Regions from separate parts of the Homo sapiens genome. Here region 1 is linked to region 2. A link is an interaction called in ENCODE POLR2A ChIA-PET data of the cell type or tissue named here. Cell type or tissue: OCI-LY7. All regions are shown on one strand. Each heading gives the region's core, and the rest is flanking DNA. Links, peaks and the distances in the headings are about the cores only. Region 1 overlaps QTGAL (queuosine-tRNA galactosyltransferase). Region 2 overlaps TBCD (tubulin folding cofactor D).

Region 1 (3,369 bases), core at 46-2,545, 100 kb after region 2:
GGGTAGGCAAAGGTTTCTCAGGTAAGAAGAGGCACAAATCACAGCAGAAGACATGGATAAACCAGATGCCACCAAAGTCAAATATTTGGTTCTTTGAAAGATCCTGCAAAGAAAACGAAAAGATAATCCAGGCTGGGACAAAACATTTGCAATAAGTGCGTTTCACTGAGGATGTACGTTCGGCGAACACTAAGTACCCTCAGCACCCATTAATAAGAAGACAGGCAATGAGTTAAAGATGGGAGAAGGGCTGAAAACACTTCCTCAGACGTAAATTAGTCAGGTCGTGAAAACGTGCTCTATGTGACTAGTCATCAGGGAAATGAGTTTTCGGTAGGGAAGTCCACCTAACGGCCTCATCTGAACTTTGCATCTGCAAAGACCTTGTTTCCAAACAACGCCCACATTCTGAGATTGGGGGTGAGGACACCAACATATCATTTTGGGGGGACACCATGGAGCCCACGACATTTTCACTTCTTGGGTGGCTGAAGTGATGTTTTCCTATAACTGACACTGAGATTACGCCAGCATCTGTACGTTCCTGGAGGTGCTGTGTGTGTGAACACGCAGGTCAGGCAGAGACACAATGGCTGAGAACCATCGTGTAACACAGCCTCGTCTCACTGTGGATCCCTTTGAAGCCTAAAGACTTTCTGCTTGTCGTCCATCCTGAGGAAGGTCGCTGGTTAAGACAAGTCCTCATCAGCACAGTGGCCCTCACCTGGGGCTGATTTGTCCCCAGGAACATTTGTTTGGAGACATTCGGGGCTGTCACACTGCGGGGGTGGGGGTGCTACGTGCATCTGGTTGCAGATTCCAGAGACAGAGAAATAAAATTCGAACTGCAATGAAATACCATTGCACCCTCTAGGACTGTTACAATTTTAAAAACTGAAAATAAGGCACAGTGACTCACACCTGTAATCCCAGCACTTTGGGAGTCCGAGGCGGGAGAATCGCTTGAGCCCAGGACTCTGAGACCAGCCTGGGCAACTCTACAAATAATAATAATAATAATAAAGTAGCTGGGCATGGTGATGCTCCCCTGTAGGCCCAGCTACTCAGGAGGCTGAGGTGGGAGGATCCTTTGAGCTCCGGAAGTCAAGGGTGCAGTGAGCTGTGATCGCACCACAGCACTCACTCCAGCCTGGGCGACAGAGGGAGACCCTGTCTCTTAAAATATAAAAAGTAAAAATAAAAATAAACACTGACAGTACCAAGTAAAAATCTTACATAACGCTGAAGGGAAGGAAAAACAGTATAAACACTTTGCAGAGCAGGCAGGCTCTTAGAGAGTTAAACACAGACTTCCACGCAGCCAGCCGTTCCAGTCCTAGACATTTACCCAAGAAAAATGCAAACACACGTCCATCCGGCACCATCCATGTGTGTTCACGGCAGCCCCAGCACCCGTCCCCGTGTGTTCACGGCAGTCCCAGCACCGTCCCCGTGTGTGTTCACGGCAGCTCCACGCACAGCAGCCCCAGACTGGAGGCCCCCAAATGTCCGTCAACAGTGAATGGATAAGCCCTGTGGTGCCCGTACCACGAGTCCAGTGGAGCCCTCACCAGCAACCAAGGGAACAAACTGCCGGTCAGGGCAGCACAGATGTCTGTCGGCAACAGGGAAGGGAGGCAGTCACCAGTGTGCACGGTGCACAGATGTCTGTCAGCAACAGGGAAGGGAGGCCAGTCACCAGTGTGCACGGTGCACAGATGTCTGTCAGCAACAGGGAAGGGAGGCCAGTCACCAGTGTGCACGGTGCACAGATGTCTGTCGGCAACAGGGAAGGGAGGCAGTCACCAGTGTGCACAGTGTGACCCCACTTACACAAAACCCTAAAAAGTGGGAACCTAACCTAACCTGCAGGGACAGACGTCGCATCTGTGGACGCCTAAGGCTGAGGGTGCCTGGGCCTGACTGCAAAGGCATAGCCTTAAAATTTGTCTTGTTGGCCGGGCGCGGTGGCTCACGTCTGTAATCCCAGCACTTTTGGAGGCTGAGGCGGGCGGATCACTTGAGGTCGGGAGTTCGAGACCAGCTTGACCAACATGGAGAAACCCCGTCTTTACTAAAAATACAAAATTAGCCAGGCATGGTGGCACATGCCTGTAATCCCAGCACTTTGGGAGGCTGAGGTGGGCGGATCACCTGAGGTCAGAAGTTTGAGACCAGCCTGGCCAATGTGGTGAAACCCCATCTCTACTGAAAATATAAAAATTAGCTGGGCGTGGTGGCAGGTGCCTGTAGTCCCAGCTACTCTGGAGGCTGAGGCAGGAGAATCGCTTGAACCCAGGAGGCGGAGGTTGCAGTGAGCCAAGATTGTCATTGCACTATAACCTGGGTAACAGAGCAAGACTCCATTTCAGGAAAAAAAAAAAAAAAGAAAAGAAAATTTATTTTGTTTTGTTTTGAGACAGAGTCTCGCTCTGTCGCCCAGGCTGGAGTGCAGTGGCGCGATCTCAGCTCACTGCAACCTCTGCCTCCCGCATTCAAGCGATTCTTGTGCCTCGGCCATCGGAGTAGCTGGGACTACAGGTGTGCACCACCACGCCTGGCTGATTTTTGTATTTTAGTAGGGACAGGGTTTCGCTACATTGCCCAGGGCTGATTTTTGTATTTTTAGTAGGGACAGGGTTTCGCTACGTTGCCCAGGCTGGTCTTGAACTCCTGGCCTCAGGTGATCCACCTGCCTCGGCCTCCCAAAGTGCTGGGATTACAGGCGTGAGCCACTGCCCCGGCCTAAGTAAAAATTTTAAAGCCCAGCGTGGTGGTGCACGCGCCAGTGGTCCCAGCAGAGAGGCTGAGGTGGGAATTCGAGCCTCGCCTGAGGCCAGGAGTTTGAGGCTACAGTATGCTGTGCTTACACCTGTCAACAGCCACTGCACACCAGCCTGGGCAACATAGCAAGACCCCATCTTTTAAATTTTTTTTTTATACAGAGTCTTGCTGTTACCCAGGCTGGAATGCAGTGGCGTGATCACAGCTCACTGCAGCCTCAACCTCCCCGGCTCAAGCGCTCCTCCTGCCTCAGCCTCCTGAGAAGATGGGACTACAGGTGTGGACCAGCACACCTTGCTAATTTTTGTATTTTTTGTTGAGATGGGGTTTCACCATATTGCCCAGGCTGGTCTTGAACTCCTGAGCTCAAGTGATCCACCCACCTTGGCCTCCCAAAGTTGTGGGACTCTGGGTGTGAGTCACCGTGCCTGGCCAAAAATTAAAAAAAAAAGTCTTTGCTACCACCAAGGAAACTCTCAGAACGAACATTTTAAAGTGAAATAACGCAGTTCTATGGGATAACTTCGAGCAACCTACGTTTCGCACATCAAAGCTTTGGTGCTTCTGCGTCGTGACAGGTGGGTG
Region 2 (12,356 bases), core at 6,987-9,486:
GACTCCCAAGGGCACAGTGTTAGGTGTGGCCTTTCGTAGATGATGAGTCACAGGGACAGAGCTTGATGAATGCTATCAGGGCCCTTACACAGTTGACGGACACTTAAGTTTTCCCACCTTTTGGCCCTTGTGAAGAATGCTTCTGTGAACGTTTGCGTACAAGTGTCTGTTTGAATCCCTGTCTTCCCCTTTTTTGGGTGCGCATCCAGGGCGGGATCGCTGGACCGCGTGCGGACCCTCGCTGCGCATCCAGGGCGGGATCGCTGGACCGCGTGCGGACCCTCGCTGCGCATCCAGGGCGGGATCGCTGGACCGCGTGCGGACCCTCGGTGCGCATCCAGGGCGGGATCGCTGGACCGCGTGCGGACCCTCGCTGCGCATCCAGGGCGGGATCGCTGGACCGCGTGCGGACCCTCGGTGCGCATCCAGGGCGGGATCGCTGGACCGCGTGCGGACCCTCGGTGCGCATCCAGGGCGGGATCGCTGGACCGCGTGCGGACCCTCGGTGTGTTACTGAGGCGTCCCCAAGCTGTTTCCACAGACGCTGTGCTGCCCTGCATTCCCACCAGCAAGGCGCAGAGCTTCTGGTTTCTCCATGTCCTCACCAACACCTGTGTTGTTCTTTTTTAAAAAATTATAATCAGCCTCGTAGGTGTGAGGGGGTATCTTGTGATTTTGATTTGAATTTTTCTTAATGACGAATGACACTGAGCATCTTTTCATGTGCTCCTTGGTTGTTTGTGTATTTCTCTGGATAAATGTCTAGTCAAGTCCTTTGACCATTTTTAAATTGGATTGTTTGTCCTTTTGTTGTTGAGTTGTAAAGCTGTTTGTATCTTCTGGATATTAAACTCTTATCAGATATATCATTTGCAAGTATTTTCTCCCATTCTGTTGGTTGTCTTTTTTTTTCTTTTGATAATGTCTTTGTATTGTGTCGTGTTTAATGTAAACATTTCACCATTGTTTTAATTCCCTCTTTTCAGTTCTTTTCTGTGTGTGTGCAGTTTTTGGGTGTGTGTGATGTGTACATACACACATGCACATATACAGGTGTCTAAAAAGTATTTTGTTTTTTTGTTTTAAATATTTGACACTTTTAAATTGGAGTTGAGATTCTGTATGGAGTAACGTATTGTTGAATGACAGGAAAGTATGAAGCTTGTCGGAGTGTTATTACTTGGCATAGCCACAGGAGCCATACAAATGATACAACCTTGCTGCTTGTGTCTCATGGTTTTTTTTTTTTTTTAATTTAATTTAATTTTTTTTTCATTTTTTTTTTAAATTATACTTTAAGTTTTAGGGTACATGTGCACATTGTGCAGGTTAGTTACATATGTATACATGTGCCATGCTGCTGCACTGCACCCACTAACTCGTCATCTAGCATTATTTTAATTTGTTTTAGTTTTTTTTTTGAAAAAGGGTCTTGCTGTGTCACTCAGGCAGGAGTACAGTGGTATGATCACAGCTCACCGCAGCCTTGACCTCCCAGGCTCAAGCGATCCTCCTGCTTCAGCCTCCCAAGTAGCTGGTGCTACAGGGGCACACCATCATACCTGGCTAACTTTTGTATTTTTTTGTAGAGATGGGATCTCCCTATGTTGTCCAGGCTGGTCTCGAACTCCTGGGCTCAAGTGATCCTCCCGCCTCAGCCTCCCTAAATGCTGGGATTACGAACATGAGCCACTGTGCCCAGCCAGCCTTTGTTGTTTTTGAAAGTTGAAATTCATGTTTTTGGATCAAAGCTAAGCTGTGACATATAAACATGAAGTGATCTAGTTAGGTTTGGTTATACACCATGTGCAGAAAGCAACCTCTTCATGAATCTTTTAATGAACATCTTTCTACCTGGAAGAAACCCTTTACCTACTAAACTTACTTTCACACCTTCCTAATTTTGTTGTCTTCCGTGTTTTTGCTAGCTCCAGGCCTATTCGGCATTTAAAATAAAATGCAGGTTGGCCAGTCTGGCTGGGCAGTTCTACAGGTACTACGGCTGGAGGATCCCAGTTGACTTGAAATTCAGGTTTTGCTTGTGAAAGTAGCTGGCTGGGGCTTCTGTTGATGACAGTGCTGTGTGGACGGCCTGGTTCGCTGGGTGTGCCTCACAGACACAGGACACTTTTTAGGGTTGCTTTTGAATGTGCCTGAGGTGAGGTTCCTGTGTTTTCCTTGTACTTACCTTCATATTTTCTGACCCTCCTGTGGATGGAAAATCGACTGAGTGTGTGAAGGGCCTGTCGGTGTGAACGGGCCCTGCTCAGCCGGTCCATGGCTGTCTTAGGATCCCGCTTGGTGGCGAGGAGGGTGCGGCTCGTGGGTGGCTGCCTGGGGCTACCCCGTGTAGACTTGCTGGGACTTTGTCTAGACAAGAGAACTGCTGTCAGTGGCGCTTCCTGCGGGGGGATGAGTGCGGCTCTCAGCGCCTCTGTGGGGCTGGGGGTCTTGGGCCGTGAGGCCGGGGCCAGGCTGCGTGGCAACCCTGAGTCCCACCCTCATTGTCTTTGCTCGGGGCCCCGAGAGGCCATGGGGAGCCTGCCGGCTCTGTGTCCTCCCCGCACTGGCTTTTAGGGAAAGAGAGTCTCGTGGGTCATCCGGCCTGCCGGCTCTGTGTCCTCCCTACACTGACACACTGGCTTTCAGGGAAGGGGAGTCTTGTGGGTCGTCTGGCCTGCCGGCTCTGTGTCCTCCCCGCACTGGCTTTCAGGGAAAGAGAGTCTCGTGGGTCGTCTGGCCTGCCGGCTCTGTGTCCTCCCTACACTGACACACTGGCTTTCAGAGAAAGGGAGTCTCGTGGGTCGTCTGGCCTGCCGGCTCTGTGTCCTCCCTACACTGACACACTGGCTTTCAGGGAAAGGGAGTCTTGTGGGTCGTCTGGCCTGCCGGCTCTGTGTCCTCCCCGCACTGGCTTTCAGGGAAAGAGAGTCTCGTGGGTCGTCTGGCCTGCCAGCTCTGTGTCCTCCCTACACTCACACACTGGCTTTCAGGGAGATTGGGCCTTGTGTGTCCTGTTGGGTGAGCAGACACACAAGCTGTGACTTCAGGGCTACGGAAGTTGCTCTGTGGTTTCCGGCACTGCAGACTCCAAGTGTGAGCCCTGTAGTGAGGACAAAGAGTGGAGGTTGGAGTTCAGAATTGTGGACAGGCTCCTGAGGACCAGCAGAGGCTGGAGGCCAGGGCTTGCCCGCCGGGAGTGTGGCTGTGGAAAGATTCCAGTCCACAGTGGGGGCTGCTGCCCAGACTCACCCTGAATAAAGTGTCTTCAGAGCCACCTGTCCTGCCTGTTCATGGCAGTGACCCAGAAAGATTCATCAGTGGGCGGTGAGTTGGGAACAGAAAGAAAACCCTTGAGATAACTGGGTTGGAGACAGGGAGCAGGCTTGTCATTGTGCACTGGTGACATGGCCTTTGGCCTCCCCAGCCGTCTGGCCTGGGCCTCGTGGTCCTGCTCTTGGGCTTCATGTGTCCTTGGGTGTCAGCTCCAGCATGGCGTCCTCTGGGCCCTGCTGCTTCTGAAGTGCCTGTGCCAGGGACACTGTCTTGGGGCCAGTGGAGGTCTGAGTATGGGGGCTGGGAGTCCTAGGCAGTGAGTCATGGCAGAACTGGCCCCTGACTTCCTGGTTAAGCCTTTAATTCTCCCGAATGCCTGTTTTTGCTTCTTTCAAGTTGTTGTGCTTGAGCCACTCTGTCATTAGCTGTGGGCGTTCCGAGTGCCAGCGCACAGTGTTGAGCAGAGCGGGTAGGAGCGCCCTGGCTTCAGGGAGGGCCCCCGCCCCCTGCATGGCGGTCACGCTGCGCTGAGCGTCCCCTCCCCTCTGGTGGCCTTTCGCAGTGGTGGAGGGGCAGGAACTGACTGGCTCTTTTCCCTGTGGTGGCTGCTCGGGTGGCAGTGAGCGGACAGCGAGGGGGACAGACACAGGTGGAAGGAACCACGGTGGGTTTCATTAACAATGACAGTGGCTCAGGAGATCCTGAGGCTGATTAATTTGCAAACAGCAATTACTTGGGATTGCTTGAAAAGAAAGTTCTAGCTTAGAACAGGAACCTGAGGAGGGCTGGCCACACTGGAATCCAGTGCCCACTGTGACAGTGGAGAGCCAGCAGACGCCACTGGCTTTGATGGATGATGGAGAGGGTCCTGGTGTCTTCTGCCATTTGTGGGGGGTCCTTGTGTGCTGTGTTTGCAGGCACCATGGGTCTCCCTGGACGGGGTTCGGTTCCACCCCAGCGCCCTTGTCTTGTTTCATCGCCCGTGTCCGGGCTGTGTAAGAAGCATGTCCATTTGTCCCGAGCGGAGGGTCTCTGCCCCGCCCCTGAGGGAGGCCAGGAGGCCCTTGTTGGATGCTCTGGCGGGCGGCACTGGGACACGGCCATTGCACCCGGCCCTGGACACAGGGCGGCCACCGCATCCGGCCCTGGACACAGGGTGGCCAGGGACTTGGCGGGGGGAGCTCTTCAGAATCTGTCACATGCACGTGAATGCTTTATGGCTTTGGTATTCTTCTGTTTAATTTTAGTAAAACCGCGGCCCGTTGCAAGAAGAGTGTGGGCGTTGGCAGCTTTGTCCCAGGTGCTGCAGGGTTGGGGTGGTCCCTGTCACCGCCTGCTGCTGGTGGGGGTCAGCTGCACGGATGCACGGCCTCGCACCAGCGGCAGCCCCAGAGGCCATGCATAGGGCAGGCCCCGGTGGTCAGGGACCCACCCAGTCCTGCCAGGCGTTGGGCTTGGGATGTGCGGCCGGCTGGGGGCACACATTCATGCCGCAGGTCCCCGTGAGTCTGGGCCGTGTGCCTGGCGAGCCCTGAATTCCACCTCACGTCAGCCGCTGGTTCACGTCAGCCGCTGGTTCACGTCAGCTGCTGGTTCACGTCAGCTGCTGGTGTTGAGTGTTCGCATGATGCTTTTCTTTCTTGGGGGATGGATCAGTGGATGGAGAAATAAAGCTGTGAGGGCATAAAATCAATGTTTGTTTATATTGATAATCATCCCTTAAACTCAGATCCAGGGGCGTCAAGAGACCTGAGCCCGGCCCCGGTGTGCCGCGCACTGGCCATGTGTCCGGAGAGGGCTGTGATTGCGGCTGTCAGCCCTGTCCATTGGAGCTGCAGCTTGGTAAATGCACAGATGGATTTTGAGAAGGTTTCCCTCTAAAGATGTGGGAGTCTTTGCACCTCACCAAGCTGTGCTGGTGTGGCCGTGGCACATACCGGGCTTTTTACGTCTCTTCTAGGGAGTGAGTCGGTGGGCATAGGATGGCTAAGGTATGGGAATTTTAATAGGGAATTTTCTAGTAAATGGTTCTGTTAGTATTACAGCTTATTTTAGAAAGTAAGGTGCTTTCATAGAGAACGTTTAAAATTATTAAGAGGTAGACAATTCTTTTAAAAACCTGAAGGTCTTTTTTTTTTTTCTTTTTTTTGAGACAGAGTCTCGCTGTCGCCCAGGCTGGAGTGCTGGAGTGCAGTGGCGCGATCTCGGCTCACTGCAACCTCCGCCTCCCAGGTTCACGCCATTCTCCTGCCTCAGCCTCCTGAGTAGCTGGGACTACAGGCGCCCGCCACCTTGCCCGGCTAATTTTTTGTATTTTTAGTAGAGACGGGGTTTCACCGTGTTAGCCAGGATGGTCTTGATCTCCTGACCTCATGATCTGCCCGCCTCAGCCTCCCAAAGTGCTGGGATTACAGGCGTGAGCCACTGCGCCCGGCCAAAACCTGAAGGTCTTATATTGTGGTGTGAGTTTATATTTATTTCCATCATTTTATATTTGTCAGATTTTTATGCAGGGGGGCTGCATAATGTCTCCCTGGAGAGCCTCAGCCTCTGTGGAAGAGTTGGGTCAGGAGAAGCCTCTCGGCGGAGGAAGCCGGAGGGAGAAGCCTCTCGGTGGAGGAACCTTCACCCAGAGACCAGCCTGGGGGTCCTTGGCCCAGACGGGGGAGGTGGGAACATGGCCTTGGGTTCTTTCCTCCTTGCAGTTTGGGTGAATAATGTGTGATGAGGCCTAAGAGGAGATTTATAAAGAGTATAATCTCTCAGTCTTAGAGAAAAGTGTTTCAAAGTATGGGTTCTCAGTGTCTGTATTGAAAAAATAAAAAATTCAGTGAATGGGTAGGTTATTTTTCGATCTGAGGGTTATTTCTAAGCACATGATTTATCTTTAGCACGGGAGGGTGATGCCCCGCCATGTCTTTTTAGCTTAGGGACTGTCTTCTGCCGTGAGTTGGCCTCTCTGCCTGTGCACGTGTGTTGCCGGCCCCGGCTCAGCTGTGGCAGAAGTCAGTCACCTGTGGAGTTATGGAAGTCCAGGCGGCCACCCCAGGCCGGGGCCTCATTCCGTTAAGTAGGGCCAGGTGTCTGTCCTCTCACGCGTCCGAGGTGGCTGCCGGCGTGCGGGTGTGACTGTCGATGAGAGCTCTGAGCTGGGATATCTGGTGACGGCTGCCCCTGCTTGGTCTTGCGGTGTGGCTGGGGAGAGGATTACTGGGTGGAATGTAGCCGTCCGCCTTTTGTGTTGACCTCTTGACCTCCCTTTTGGGAGGCTTATTAATGTCAAAAAGTGAAGATATGAGGATGGGATCGTAATTTCTTTGTGTTGCTTTCCAGTAGCCCAGGGACCAAGCTGTGGGAACCAGGCCTCCATGTGCTGGCCCCACCGTCCTCGTGGTGCCTGTGTCTGTCCAGGCTTAGTCCTCAGATCAGCTGCTTCACCACATTGGCTGCAGGCTGGGTGGCAGATGCCCCCAGGAGGAGGAGAAGCATTTCTTCCCAGGGCTTTGGCCTGTGCTGTGTGCCTGGAACCTTTAGGTGCTGTGGCTTCGCAGACCCGGACGCAGCGTGGAGGCCAAGCGGTGTCTGTACAGGACCCTTCAGTGATGAGGGTGGCCAGGCTCCAGCCAGGTCCTAGGGAAAGCTCTCCGAGAGCGACGGCTTAAGCAGTTCTGAAAAATTGCAAATGATCTGTGTTCTTGGAGAAAGAATGGGAGAGAAGCACTCACTCACAATAATGTTGCACCTACTGTGTGCGGGTAGGGTGCAGGCAGTGTGGTCCAGTGTGAGCGGGGAGGGTGCTGGTTGAGGGGTTAGTGCTCGGGACGCAGCCTTTGGACCCAGTGCCCTCCCAAAACTCTGCTCATCAGTGCCCCTGAGCTCAGCATTGACCCCTGGAGGAACTGGGCGCCTTCCCTGGTCTCAGACTGTAAGCCTCCTCGGGAAGCAGCAGTTGGCTCCTGATGCAGCTGGCCTCAGATCCTGTTGGGAGAGCAGGATTGGTGAGGAACCTGGAGAGGAGTAGGAGGTGCTGCCTGATAGCAGAGGTGGGTGATGGGGGCAGAGAGGGTAGCAGGGGCCCAGTTCAGTCCTGTCTGGTTTTCACGTGGAGCTTTTTATAGAGTTGTGCTTCTCAAGCCTTTCAAATGCCTCACAGCGGCAGTCCGACGTGCAGTCAGTGACAGCTGAGTAGATTACCACCCTCAGGACTAAATGCAAAATCATCTTCACTGGGTGCAGCATTTACAGTTTTGGTGCTGGAACCTCCTAACCAGTGTTCTTAGGGGCTGTCTTACCAGTGAAGGGAGCTGCCTGCTGTTGACGCTCCACAGGAGGTTTGCGGCATGGCTGCCATCTGTGTTGTGGCCTGGGACTTTCTTAGAGAGTGGGTAAAAGATGAGTCATCTCTTGTGTGATTTATCAGCTTCACTTGTGCTTCCAGGGCTCTTTGAAGCGTCTCACTTTTTAATTTCATGAAGAAACAAATGTAGTGCAGAGAACAGAAAGCTGCTGTGTGACCTGCGGGTGCCCAGCCTGTGGGGCTTCCTCATCGCCCCCATCCAGGCAGATCGAGTGCCGGCTCTCTGTGCTCTCCAGGAGGTGGCCTTTCACAGCAGGGACGTTCTGTGCTCTTATTTTAACAACTGTAAGAATCTGAGCTTGGTGACAGTTGGGTGACCCGGGCTCTGTGTCTTCGTGTTGGCCAGGGTGTGTCATACACCTGGCCTGGCCTGCGTGCCTCACGTGTGGTGGGGATTTGTGACTGTCCCCAGCACCTTGACAGAGGGTCCTTGACTCTGCGACCCTGCACAGTGGGTGGTGGCAGGTGGGATCTTGGTTCACAGGCACAGGTGGGGAGAGTTGCTGGGCCAGCGTGGCTGGGTGACTTTCCTGTGGAAAGAGCGGGCTTGGGGCTTGGTGCGTGATCCCACCGAGGCCGGGGTTGTGCTTGGGGCACTGGGGGAGAGCAGAGCAGGTGATGCATATCCGGGCGCCCACCCTAGCAGCACAGGAAGGGCTGGGATCACCACTCCCCGGGGCACCGTGGGGACAGCGGGGGCCTGCTCACTCCCCGGGGCACCGTGGGGACAGCGGGGGCCTGCTCACTCCCTGGGGCACCGTGGGGACAGCGGGGGCCTGCTTGTGTTGGGGGTGGGGCTCCTTGCCCCCCAAGGGCAGGCCGAGCACCAAGTCTGTGCTTGCCCCACTGTGCAGCGTTGCAGGTGCAGCAGACATGAGGCCAGCTGCTGCTCCCTGCAGGCAGCTGAGGGCCTCTGGGAAGGCTTCTCTACAACGTCCTGTGGGAACTGGAAACCCAGATGTCAGTGGAACCAGGTGTTCTGTCCATCACTGCCTCTTACCTCCTAGCAAATTCAACACTGGCGTTTTTTTTTCTGAGCAAGTTGAGCTGCATTTTTGGGACAGGAGCCATGGCTGTGTGTGCTGGTGCTGAAGGGAGGGTCTGCAGGGACGGCCACACGGATGGCTGTGTGTGCTGGTGCTGAAGGGAGGGTCTGCAGGGACGGCCACGCGGCTCTCGGGAGCCGTTTCCTGCGCTCGGGCTCTGCACCGGCAGGCTCCACGCTGAGGGTCCCTCCACATCCACCCCATCGTGGGAGGGAGGCTCAGTGCTCTGCAGGGGCCTGAGCAGTCGGGGAGACACCCCCTGCCCACAGCCACCCTCTCTGGGCTATGTGGGAGGTGCCCACGTTTCCACGCCTTCCTCGTGGAGGGTGTGGCGGGCTGTCTGTGCCGCGGGGGTACTCGGCTGCACTGTGCACAGCCCTCACCGCCCAGTGCCGAAATGGGAAGGCCTGACAGGGCGATGCGGTCTGCACCAGCTACATCTGCAGAAGTCCAGCACGATGCAGTTTATGCCTGGCAGTGATGTTTGTTTTTAAAATTAGTAAAACCTCATTAGTTATCAGAAGGCGTAACTATATGATGATTTTTTGTGGAGGGATTATTTCTACCTTTTGTGCAGAGAATGCCTGGATCCCTTCTGCCCCTTGGGGTCACATATTGCAGTGGGGACTGTGGTGCTCTGAGGGTTAAGTTGTTTCTGTCACCTGGAGGCTGCTTTTTCCTCAGGCAATTGGCGTTCAACAAATGACAGGCTGTCTAGAGAGAAGGGTTTTTCAATTACATGGCTGGACCTGGGTTGCCAAAAGGAAGCCTCCTGGGGTGTGTTCTATACGCGACATGCATTTGCTGTGTGTAATTGGAACCATGAGAAAGGTTTTTGTTCAGAGCTATTGGATAGTTTCCTTATTTTAAACCTGTTGAATCTGGAAAGAGTTGTTTTTGAAATTTTTTTCTGATAATAACGTTATATAAAAGTTTATGGCAGAGGAGTTTCTGTTCCACACGCCCCTCCCCGAGCTTTGTGGTCGCCCAGGTGCCTGGCTGTCAAGGCTGGCCTGTCCCTTGTGTTCAGGGTCCCGAGATGTCAGAGCTGGCAGCCCAAGTCCTCCCCTTTATCCCGAGCAGGAGAAGCAGTCCTCACTCCATTTTTCACCCCAGGGTATAGCAGCACCTACCACCCTGGGATGAATCAGAGCCAAGAGGCTTGGTTTTTCTGTTCTTGTTAAGGAAATTGATCATCTCACACCCTCTCAAGCTGTTTTACTTTGTGCAAATCAGATTCCTTTCTAGGGACCTGCGAGGAGAAACATCCTCAGCTTCTAGGACTCCCGGGGATGCCGTCAGCAGCCAGGCCTTGGCAGCTGCCGCTTCACCTGTGCTGGCGTGTGGGGCCCTGACGTCTCTTGCGGGTGTCATGGAGCAGGATTGGAGGTTTCTGAGCAGCAGGAGGGCAGGAGAAAGGCCCCAGGACTTTGCGCTGTGGCCTGGCCTGGAAGGAGGCTGGCTGGGCCCTTCTGGATGCCTGTAGCAGCACTGCCACCTGGGCAGAGGCCCCAGAGGCCCCAGAGGCCGAGGCAGGCTTTGTTCTCTGCTGCTGGGACTCAGCCCTGCGGGAGCACAGGGAGGACAGCTGGAAGCCCAGCCCCTCTGTGGCTCTGTCCACAGCTGGGGACAGCAGTCCAGTGTGCACGGGCCACCCACAGCCCTCTCAGGAACTGGCCTCTTCTCTTTAAGACAGAGGAGTGCGCCAGGTGGGCCTCTGGCTGGACCTCCTAGGCCATCAGTTTTCCCAGCAGGAAGTGCTGATCAGACTGAAGGAAGGCCTGCGTGTGTGTGTTGGCCCAGATGCCTGTTAGTGGACGCTGTGTCTGCACAGCTGTCTCTGGGTGGCTGATTCATCCCAGCAGCTGACTACGATGGTGCTAAAGAGAACCATCTTACACGGACTTGGGGACAGAAACCTGGGCTCCCCTACCGAGGTCAGGTCCTGGGGGTGTGGTGGGATCAGCTCCCCCAGCACCTCCGTGGCCTGGGGTGGGGGGTCTGTGTCCTCCCTTGGGGGCTTCTCACAGGGCTGCCAAGCAGTGTCCAGGTGCATGCGTTGGGCGTGCAGGAGGCCTGAGGCCATTGTCCATGCTGGCCACTGCCACTCGCGGTTGTCTGTTGGGAGTCGGTCTGTCCAGTGGATGAATAAATTGGGACTCAGCGGTTTGCACCCAGATGCCCGAGGCTATGGAGTTGCCGGGTGGTCGTGCCTGGGGCTGCCTGGAGTGGTGTTGCAGTGACTGTCCCTGGGGATCTGGCCTGGCAGGGATGCCACATTTGGGCAGCGCTTTCCTCTTGAAGGTGCCACAGCCTGTTAGTTTTGATGTGTTGGCCACGAACAGGCTGCCCTGTTAGCACAGAAAGTGAACGTGAGCAGTGCGAGAAGGCTCAGAGTGGACTTTCCGGGGCAAACAACTGAGGGCCTTTTGGGCGTCACAGATTTGGTTTAGTTCGGATCGAGGTAATCATCTTGAACCCGCTTATTAGAGTCAGTGGCTTTTTCTGTCTCACAGCCGCCTTCTTGTTTGGTTTCGCGTCTCACATGCATTCTGTGATCCTCACTGACTTTTTAGAAGGAAAATGTTTGACATTTACAAGAAGTGAGAGATACTCTTGCAAATCATCCAGCAGTTTCTGGTTTGCAGATTGATGGCAGCCCTGGCCTTTACCCTCAGTGCCTCCTGCCGGTGATGGTGCTGCCGGCTCTGACCTGTGTGAGGAGGGCCTTGGAGAGCACAGGTCCCCCAGGGGGAGGACTCCGGGAGGTGCTTTGCGGGAGGGAGTCATGGCCGAGAGAGGGAACGCAGAGCTGCCGTGTGTGGCCGTGCAGGGCCTTCCACAGTGAGTTGTGGGGTCCTGGGGGTGAGAGCTGATGGTGGTCTGACCATGGTGGGAGGTGGTCCGGTCCTGTAGAGGCGTGGCTGCCGCAGTTGGGGCGGGCTCTGGGAATGGCGCGGTGTCTGGATGTGGAGGAGTGAGGAGGAGCCGGCCCTGAGCTGCACCCAAGGAGAGGGCTGGCCATGGCGGGGGCACCACACCGGAGGACAGCTCTTCTGTGGGCACTGGGCTTGAAGAAGCTGCAGCGCATCCAGGTGGGGTGTCCTGAGGAAAGGTGGCTTGGAGAGGGGTGGGCCCCTGCCTGGAGCCCTGGCAGGCTGGGGAGACCTTGGTGTCTGGCAGGGACCCCGGAATGTCCTGCTGCTCCCCCGGGCCTCTGTGTGCAGCGCCCTGCGTCGTGGCTGGGCTGAGAGGAGGCAGTTTCCCTAGCCCCTCACTCTGGCGAATTTCACATTCTTGATACCACGGTATCTTTGAACTTTCTATTTTGAGGAAAGTTCATTTTTATGTAGTTTTAGTAAGTGTATAAACGTAATAATCTTATTAAAAGTAATCACCATATGTATATAAAATACACTGTGCAGAAACATCCATTTTTATTGCTGTTTATAGAGAATAAAAGATCCTTAGATGCAAAAAGTCAGAGGGGAAATTTGCATATAATATTCGTAGTCCTACAGTTGTTGCTTATGGTGTTTTGCCTAAGACCATTTCTAGGTGCATTTTTCTGGGAGATAATGTATCTGATGACAGTTGCATGTGCAGATAACCGGCCTCTCATGTATCCATCCCGGGAGTGCCTTTTCTCAGACTGTGTGTAGTGTTAGTGAACTTGA

Evidence for each region. Peaks named below come from ENCODE experiments on the same cell type or tissue, not always from the same donor. Only the 100,000 strongest peaks of a DNase experiment are listed, where the experiment ranks them.
Region 1: POLR2A ChIA-PET joins it to region 2 with 7 read pairs; 3 of 35 experiments call an interaction of 5 or more read pairs at or near these places.

What each region holds. Positions count from the first base shown.
Region 1 is chr17:82,966,762-82,970,130 of GRCh38, forward strand. All of the region lies in intron 6 of QTGAL (queuosine-tRNA galactosyltransferase), which reads right to left. Among named protein-coding and RNA genes, the nearest start is that of QTGAL, 83 kb to the right of the region's middle. In OCI-LY7, for the core only: a CTCF peak has its summit at 1,191; DNase peaks (open chromatin) are centred at 310, 1,100, 1,360, 1,890 and 1 weaker place; H3K4me3 peaks cover 1,560 bases; H3K27ac peaks cover 2,500 bases.
Region 2 is chr17:82,856,510-82,868,865 of GRCh38, forward strand. All of the region lies in intron 13 of TBCD (tubulin folding cofactor D), which reads left to right. It overlaps LOC124904096 (a long non-coding RNA gene), which reads right to left. Exons shown (of 2, transcript XR_007065971.1): 2 at 12,093-12,356. Among named protein-coding and RNA genes, the nearest start is that of ZNF750, 23 kb to the left of the region's middle. RefSeq lists enhancers at 2,724-3,499, 7,519-8,028, 9,664-10,165, 10,166-10,665 and a silencer at 8,319-8,398. In OCI-LY7, for the core only: no CTCF peak of the experiment used is centred there; DNase peaks (open chromatin) are centred at 7,622, 7,902, 8,542 and 9,454; H3K4me3 peaks cover 2,161 bases; H3K27ac peaks cover 2,089 bases.